3 separate regions of the Homo sapiens genome follow, and regions 2 and 3 are each linked to region 1. A link is a contact called in ENCODE Hi-C or POLR2A ChIA-PET data. All regions are on one chromosome and are shown on one strand. The core of a region is the stretch at or near the end of the contact, and the rest is flanking DNA. Distances in the headings are between cores, read along the strand shown.

Region 1 (2,700 bases), core at 128-2,627:
CCGCGCCCGCACCCGGGCCGGCGCGGCGCGGCACGGCGCGGGGCGAACGCCGCGACGGCGCGGGCTCCCGGCCCGGCCCGCGGCCCGCGCCCTCTCCCGCGCGGACGGCCGCCGCGGGCCCGCGCCGCCTCGCTTCCCAAAGCACTTTCCTGCCTCGGGCAGAAATAAACCGGAGGGTTTATTTTTGTGCAACTTTCCCAAAATGGCGGAAATTGGAGCTGATCTATATGAAATTCTCACACACTCGGTTGGGAAGAGGGAGGCGGCGAGGAAGCCACGCAAACTCTCGGCCGCCGAGCCCCGCCGCGGGTCCGTGTGTGTGCGTGCGTGTGAGTGTGCGTGTGCGCGGTGGGAGTCGGGCAGGCCTTTCCGCCGCGCACACACACAGCACACGCCGGGGAGACGCGCCTGCACATTCAACCAGTCCATTCTCCGCAGCCCGAAAGGGGAGAAAGTGGCCCGGCCTCTTTTCCCACTGCCTCGGTCTCCCGTACTTGTACTTCTCGCGCTCGCCCGCCCGCTCGCTCGCTCTCCGGTGCGCGCCCGGCACAAAGGCCACACGGGCGGAGGGGGCCGCAGGGGCGGCGCGCGGGGCTCGCGCCTCCCGCCGCACCGATCCGCGGCCCCGGCCGCCCCCGCGCCCCCCGCCGGCGCCCCCCGCCTCGGCGGCCGCGCTCGCCGCCTGGGCTGCGGCTCCGCGGCGCCCACCCGGACACGCACCCCGGTGGAGCCCGGCGCCGCCGCGCTCCCCCACCCCGCGCCCGGTGTCACGAAAGCGACCAAAGTGACAAGCTCGGGGGGCGCGGGGGAGGGGGCCACACGCATCCCGCCGCCTGCGCGCCAGCCTGAGCCCAACGCGGCCGCCTCGCCCCGGCTCCCTTCCGCACGGCCCCCCACACCCTTCCCCGTGTGCGCGCAAAGAAAAAAATACAAGTCTCTCCTCCCCCCATTTTTTCCTTTCTCTTTTCTCTCTCTTTTGTTCCTCTTTCACACTCGCACTCACTACTTCAGAGTGAGATGCCCAGAGACTCCCCCTCCAGCCGTTTCCGAGTCACTTGCCCACTTTTTTCCCCGGGATTAAGTTTTCTCCTCTTTCCCAGAGGCGCAGAGAAGTGGGGGAGAAACCCCTTCTGTCCCTCCCCTCCCCTGATCTGTTTCACAAGACGAGGGTGCGCTTCCTTCCCTCTATAGGGCTCTTAACTTTCATCCTCACCCAGAAAAATAAATGAATGGCTTTTGCACGGACAAATCTTCAGATTAATTAGAGATTAGATCCGATCAACCGCTTCTTACCCCCAAATTTTCTCTTTTTTTTTTCTCCGTCTCACGAGTAGTCCTGACAAATGGTCCAGGGCTGCGGGCGCAATGCGCATGTGCGCGTAGAGTCAGGGCTGGGGAGAGGGGAAACTGCGCTGGTGCCGGTGCCGCCGCCGCCGCCGCCGCTGCCGGGGAGGCTCGCTCTGGCTTCCCTGTTACTGCTGCTGCGCCTTCGCCGCTGGAAAGCAGCAATAAAGCCGGGTGGCAAATGCAGCTGCCCGCAGATCCTGTTTCAGGTGCATCTTTTCAATAGCCCGGTCACCGCCTCAGAGCTGGTTCAAGAACAGTCCAAACAAATAGGAAACACTGCTAAGGTTCCAGATTTCTTTGTCTATTTTTCACTTTACTTTTTTTAAAGGCAATTCTCAGAGCAGCGAATCCACCATGTGCTGTGAAATGTATGCATTCAGCCATTAAAGAGTGGGCCTTAGTCTTGCACAAACACTGCCCAAAGGCTAAATACATGCTACAGGTCATGAAAAGTAACAAAGTTGTAAGCTTTGGGAGAGTACAATCTCCCTCTCTTTGATGGCTGGAACAATGCATAATAAAGAAAGTGTGCATATAAAACTTGTGCCTTCTTTCCGCTTCCTAAGTGCGGATCTTTATTGACAGCTCCAACATGTTAGGCCTCTGTCGAGTAATAGGCTGAGATTCCTACAGTAACTTAGAACACTGTGAAAGTCCCTTGGCAATAAGCAGGTCCAGGACTACCCTCTTAAGGTATTCAGTCAAGATGGCTGAGCGGTCCTAAATGGCAAAACCTGTCTTTGTTAAAGCGTCAAAACTAGATCAAGAGAGTATTACATTTCAGTATTGACAGCTTTCGGCGCATTGACTGCGGGCCGCCGTTTGGACAGCTTCACTGGTCTTTTCCACTTAATAGGAGTACTTACAAAATAATTCGAGTAATTAAAGTTTTGATAAACATTTTGATGTCAATAGCAGAGTTTGCTGTGTGAAAAAAAAAAGCATGTGTGATTTTAGGAATGAGGGAAGCATGTCTTAGATTTTGCGGGGGGGGGGAGGTAAAAGGAAGTTCCCATCCCCAGAGTAGACTATTTTGCATCTAATAAAGGGTAAAGGAGGCCCTTTTCTGAAACTGCTGCCTGAGGCCTAGAATTTAAATATATCACAGATGGAAGTTCTATATTAAAAATCCTTCTCCAGTGTAGGGAATATTATTCTTGATTGAATTTTTTCACTTAAGGAATGTTTCTTGAACCAGTTTCAGAACATAAACTCTTAAATTCTTTCCTTAGGACCATGAAATTACCCTATAGAAGCAGACCACCCGATATATCTAATGTTGGTGTAGTGACCAAATTCTCCAAACCAAAAATCAGGCCATATGCCTTAACATGTACTCCAGAACAAACGGAC
Region 2 (2,700 bases), core at 83-2,582, 370 kb after region 1:
TTGGAATAAGTCCCAGTTTTTGTGAAAAGATACAGAACTAAACAAAAACAAAGAAATAAGTCCAGTCACTAGGAAAGCAAGTCTGTTTCTCTCAGAGGGCTTTCTGGAGTTTTGCCCATAGAATTGAAACGTGCATTTTCAGACCCATTATGTGTTGTTTTTGAGAATTCTTAAAACAGTGGTTTTCAAAGCGTGGTCTGGGAACACCTGAGGCTCTCCAGACCCTTTCAGGTGTCTAGGAGAGTAAAACTGTTTTCATAATAACGCTAAGATGTTATTTGCCTCTTTCACTCTCACTCTCTCATGAGAATACAGTGGAGTTTCCCAGAGACGACATGAACTGTAATATTGTAAAAGATTGAACGCAGAAGCAGATGTAAGAATCCAGATGTCTTCTATTAAGCTTGACATTAAAGGCAGTTTCAAAAATATAAAACAGTGCTACTCATCTCACTATTTTTATTTGAAAAATGGCCTTTTTAATGTTATCTATGTGAAGATGTTTATTCTTAAGTGAATAGCATTTAAAATATTTTGTTTCTGCGTTTAATATTATAAATATCAGTAGATATCGCCTACATAAGCCAAAGCTCTTTGAGGGTCTTAGAACAATCTTAAGTGTGTAAAGGAGTCCTGAGACCACAAAGCTTGAGAATATTCTAGAGGATATGTGATTCCTCTAGACCTTATTAAACAGTGGGAGGGGCAGTTAGTACAGCACAAATTTACCTAGGGGACCTTTTTCATGGTTACCTATGAGGCACTTCAGTAAGAATTTTCACAACAAACAAAGCAAGCAAGGCCATTGTTATTCTTCCCATTTTTTAGATAGGAAAAGTGAGGAGTAGAGAAAGTGAGTGATTTACCAAAGATTGCAGTTAAGTAGAGCTGGAATCATTTGGTACTTAGACTCCCAGTTCCATATGTTTCCATTTCATTTTGCTGACTGAGCTGACTGCATTGATAGCAGAATAAATCATCAATCTTCTAGCTGACCTCAGTATAATCAATGGCAACCCCCACCTCTTTGTAAAGAAAAAATGTCAGACCAGTTTAATATTTGCTATGACAAAATAAATAACAGGCATTATTACTCATACCCTGAATGATATCAGTGCCTTTGAAATTCACTGACCAGGTGGAAAATGTATCACGGGAAAATGGGATAGCATATACCTTGGGAAAATACAACAAAACAAAGCCCTCATTTTTGTAAACAGAGCATGGAGGACATGCTAGCAAGATGGAAAAGAAGATTCCAGGAAGGCCCATCAGGATCTGTAAAGTGAATATTTGCTTGTGATGTGAGTGTTCATGGTAAAAAAAGGCAAAATGATTATACTCTGGTGTATTGGAAAGAGCGTGACTTGTACAGCAAGCTAGGAAGCGATTCTTTATAGAGCAACTCTGGCAACTTCCTTTAGAGGACAGCGTCTAGTTCTGTCATTATACTTGTAAAAGGTGAGAAATGCGGGAGCTTCTGAAGCATATCCATGGCACGATTAGCACACAGAATTCTGGAGGGAGAGGGAGGAGGAAGGAACTTGGAATAATTGCTTGCTAGAAAGTCAGGGAGGGGTCACTGGTAGTTGCCTGTGGTATAAACTGTGTGTTTCTTTGATTTCAACACCATGTGTCAACTTGGATCTTTTGGAAATATAAAATATTTCTGCTCTGTACTTCATTACATCTAGCAGATGTTGCTTTATGTTTTTGAACCCCATTTGCAGAATGAACATGATATCATATAACATACTCCTAAAAACAGAAAAGAGGAAACTAGTTAACTGGCCTCTTAGCAGAACAGTTTTAGGAAGGTCCAGACTTTTAGTCACTGCCTGTCTGAAGTACAAAAGTAGAATATATTCTACAAAGAAAAGAAGTAACACAACATGTTCATTGATGTAAACTGAAGGAATGTTCACTTACATTTTTAGACAAATTAAAAAATACGTGGCAGGTTGACCAAGGAGGGTAGTCTATTACTGAATGGCTGTCTCCTTCCCACTCCTCATCCCCTCTTATTTAAAAATGAAAATGTGTTCTTGCAGTATTTACCAGTGATCAAAAAAAAATACAGACAAAAGAAAAAGAAAATTCCTCTTTTCCATGACTCAGTATTTTTAGGTTATCACAAACCTATTCAGCTTCTGAATCTTATTAAAGTCAAAATATTGAGTCAATTCATCAGCACTAAGCTATTCAATTTTTGCTTTATGCATGTTTTGAAAGCAAGGCTTGATATAGATGGTGTATTTATGTAACAATGGTGTTACTCAATGACCTTGCATTTTTCTGCACATGCTATCTTAATGGAAATTTACTGGAAAATTCTTGCCAGAATAAACACATTCCTTCAGGAGTGAAAGGCTTAATGTACTTCTAGTTCAACTGCACCTTTTTCCCTTGAGCAGATAAACCCAATTATTTGGCGTTAGTCATTATACTTCACACAGTTTACAGTACTTATTGTGGTCTCACAGGGGGGTAAGAGTTAAAGGAGACAGAAGTAAGGTGGTCAATTTCACACTATGAGAGAGAAAACAAAAGGATAAGGCATCTGTCTATTTGACATGCAATACGAAAAATGAAGCTGGCAGTCATCTGTAAATTAACATTAGCTATCCTGGTAAGGCAGAAGTAAGGAATATGAACAATACAGATAAGTTGAGCTGCTGAACCAGAAATTTAAAAATATAT
Region 3 (2,700 bases), core at 119-2,618, 440 kb after region 1:
AAAACAATTAATAATATAAAAGAAAAATTAAGTGCTTAAAACATTTTAGGAGTATACAACTTCAAAAAAAAAGATAGCAGTGAGGATAATGATTTAAGTAAAAGGTTGTCTGAAGCATATGCCAACTAAATTTCGCAACGTTTGCTACCTACCTGAAAAGGAGGGTCAGGAGGGAGACACAACATATTTTTGATCATGAAAAAGTATCTTAATTTTAAAAAAGTGAAAATGCCATTTTATTTTGAATCCCTTTTAGAACTCACGACCCAAGTTCATCAATGTTGAATAATATCACGTTTAAATAACAAAAAAATATGGACTTTAAAAAATCTCAAATTTTTTAGAGACAGGGTCTTGCTCTGTTTTCCAGATTGGAGTACAGCAGTGCATTCGCGGCTAACTGCAGCCTCAAGCACTGGGGCTCAAGCAAACCTCCTGCCTCAGCCTCGTGAGTAGCTAGGACCACAGGTGCATGCCACCATGCCTGGCTCTAAAGAGAAAAAAAACTTGATACCATAGAGCCTTGAATATAAATATCCTGATGTTAACCTACTGCTTTTGCTGTGATTTTTTTTCCTTAGTGAGTTTTAAATCTCAGGCTAGATTTTTATTTGTTTTTCTGTGTGTGTATGAGACAAAATAAAAATAAATATATTTGCCTTGAGTTTAAAACATTTGAATTCTTAAAGGAGGACTGGTTGTCCTGGTAACGTTGGTGATGCTCTTTTCTGAAAGAGGCTTCATTAATCTGTTCTCACACTGCTAGGAAGAAATACCTGAGACTGGGTGAGTTATAAAGAGGTTTAATTGACTTACATGGCTGGGGAGGCCTCAGGAAACTTACAGTCATGGCAGAAGGGTAAGCAAACATGTCCTTCACATGGTGCCAGGAAGGAGAAGGATGAGAAGCACAGGGTGAAGCGGGGAAAAGCCCCTCACAAAACCATTAGATCTTGTGAGAACTCACAATCACAAGAACAGCACGGGGAACTGCCCCCATGATTCAGTCACTTCCCACAAGATCCTTCCCCCAACATATGGGGATTACAATTCAGATTACAATTCAAGATAAGATTCGGGTGGAGACACAGAGCCAGACTGTATCAGAGGTCATTGTAATTCTTTGCACTTACACAATCTTTGCTTAATGCTGCTGTAGGATTCGATGTAAATTCCTTACTAGTACTCTCTGGGAAAGGCAGATTATTTTACCGACTTCAAGGAATTTTTCATTATTGTCTGTCTTCGTTTTCATTAAACTGGTTTGGACTCTCCATCTGATTGTCCTGATTTCTCACCTACTCATCAGTAGGTGGCAGTATTGGTCAGGCATTCCTTTGAATCGAAACTACGGGAAGTTTTTAAAATGAACCCGAGTTCATAGGGAAGTTGCTAAGACTCAGTGCCAGGCATCTGCAAGGCAGCTAGGTAAGAACACTGTGGAGCTCTTGCTTTGATTACCGATTCTGAAATTGTAAATAATTTCAGAGTTTCTATGTTCAATCTGTTTGTCTGCTTTTATCCTTAATCCATTGAATGGGAAGGGCGGTAGAAGAGGACATTTTTCTAAGCTGAAATTAGGCTTTTCACAACGTCCATTTCAAGCAGAACGATTATGACAAGAAGGAAGGCAGTGAACCGGGAAAGTAAGTGAAGGGATGTCTAAGATAAGAAGGCATAATTAACTTTTTTTTTTTTTAATATAGTTTAAGTTCTGGGATACATGTGCAGAACGTGCAGGTTTGTTACACAGGTATATATGTGCCATGGTGTTTTGCTGCACCCATCAACCTGTCATATACATTAGGTATTTCTCCTAATGCTATCCCTTCCCTAGCCCCCCAACCTCTGACAGGCGCTGGTGTGTGATGTTCCACTCCCTGTCTCCATGTGTTCTCGTTATTCAATTCCCACTTACGAGTGAGAACATGCGGTGTTTGGTTTTCTGTTCCTGTGTTAGTTTGCTGAGAATGATGGTTTTCAGCTTTATCCATGTCCCTGCAAAGGACATGAACTCATCCTTTTTTATGGCTGCATAGTATTCCATGGTGTATATGTGCCACATTTTCTTTATCCAGTCTATCATTGATGGGCATTTGTGTTGGTTCCAAGTCTTTGCTATTGTGAACAGTGCTGCAGTAAACACACGTGTGCATGTGTCTTTATAGTAGAATGGTTTATAATCCTTTGGGCATATAGCCAGTAACGGGATTGCTGGGTCAAATGGTATTTCTGCTTCCAGATCCTTGAGGAATCACCACACCGTCTTCCACAATGGTTGAACTAATTTACACTCCCACCAACAGTGTAAAGTGTTCCTATTTCTCCACATCCTCTCTAGCATCTGTTGTTCCCTGACTTCTTAACGATCACCATTCTAACTGGCATGAGATGGTATCTCATTGTGGTTTTGATTTGCAATTCTCTAATGACCAGTGATGATGAGCTTTTTTTCATGTTTGTTGGCTGCATAAATGTCTTCTTTTGAGAAGTGTCTGTTCATATCCTTCACCCACTTTTTGATGGGGTTGATTTTTTCTTGTAAATTTGTTTAAGTTCCTTGAAGATTCTGGATGTTAGCCCTTTGTCAGATGGATAGACTGCAAAAATTTTCTCCCATTCTGTAGGTTGTCTGTTTACTCTGATGGTAGTTTCTTTTGCTGTGCAGAAGCTCTTTAGTTTAATTAGATCCCATTTGTC

What was found. A loop is a pair of places that touch in the nucleus more often than their neighbours do. ChIA-PET counts read pairs that join two places held with the same protein, here RNA polymerase II (POLR2A). Pooled maps may share reads with other maps.
Region 2: a pooled map shows a loop between it and region 1 (2.4-fold over the local background). The contact joins the enhancer-like site here to the promoter of L3MBTL3 in region 1. A Hi-C loop is called at or near these places in 1 of 168 maps with a recorded cell type or tissue (endothelial cell of umbilical vein) and 2 of 50 pooled maps. POLR2A ChIA-PET finds 5 or more read pairs at or near these places in 2 of 52 experiments (Caco-2 and PC-3).
Region 3: a pooled map shows a loop between it and region 1 (2.9-fold over the local background). The contact joins the enhancer-like site here to the promoter of L3MBTL3 in region 1. A Hi-C loop is called at or near these places in 3 of 50 pooled maps. POLR2A ChIA-PET finds 5 or more read pairs at or near these places in 3 of 52 experiments (AG04450, CD4-positive, alpha-beta memory T cell and activated CD4-positive, alpha-beta T cell).

Annotation. Positions count from the first base shown.
Region 1 is chr6:130,017,258-130,019,957 of GRCh38, reverse strand. It overlaps L3MBTL3 (L3MBTL histone methyl-lysine binding protein 3), which reads right to left and starts at 1,377. Exons shown (of 23, transcript NM_032438.4): 1 at 1,294-1,377. RefSeq lists a silencer at 768-897.
Region 2 is chr6:129,644,389-129,647,088 of GRCh38, reverse strand. The region is part of intron 1 of ARHGAP18 (Rho GTPase activating protein 18); the gene reads left to right. Among named protein-coding and RNA genes, the nearest start is that of ARHGAP18, 64 kb to the left of the region's middle. Within about 2 kb of position 1,332, at least 7 of the 41 ENCODE cell types and tissues checked have a DNase peak (open chromatin) inside an H3K27ac peak, as active enhancers do; they include endothelial cell of umbilical vein, where a contact is called at or near this core.
Region 3 is chr6:129,574,104-129,576,803 of GRCh38, reverse strand. ARHGAP18 (Rho GTPase activating protein 18) reads left to right here. Exons shown (of 15, transcript NM_033515.3): 15 at 1-672. Among named protein-coding and RNA genes, the nearest start is that of ARHGAP18, 130 kb to the left of the region's middle. Within about 2 kb of position 1,368, at least 4 of the 41 ENCODE cell types and tissues checked have a DNase peak (open chromatin) inside an H3K27ac peak, as active enhancers do.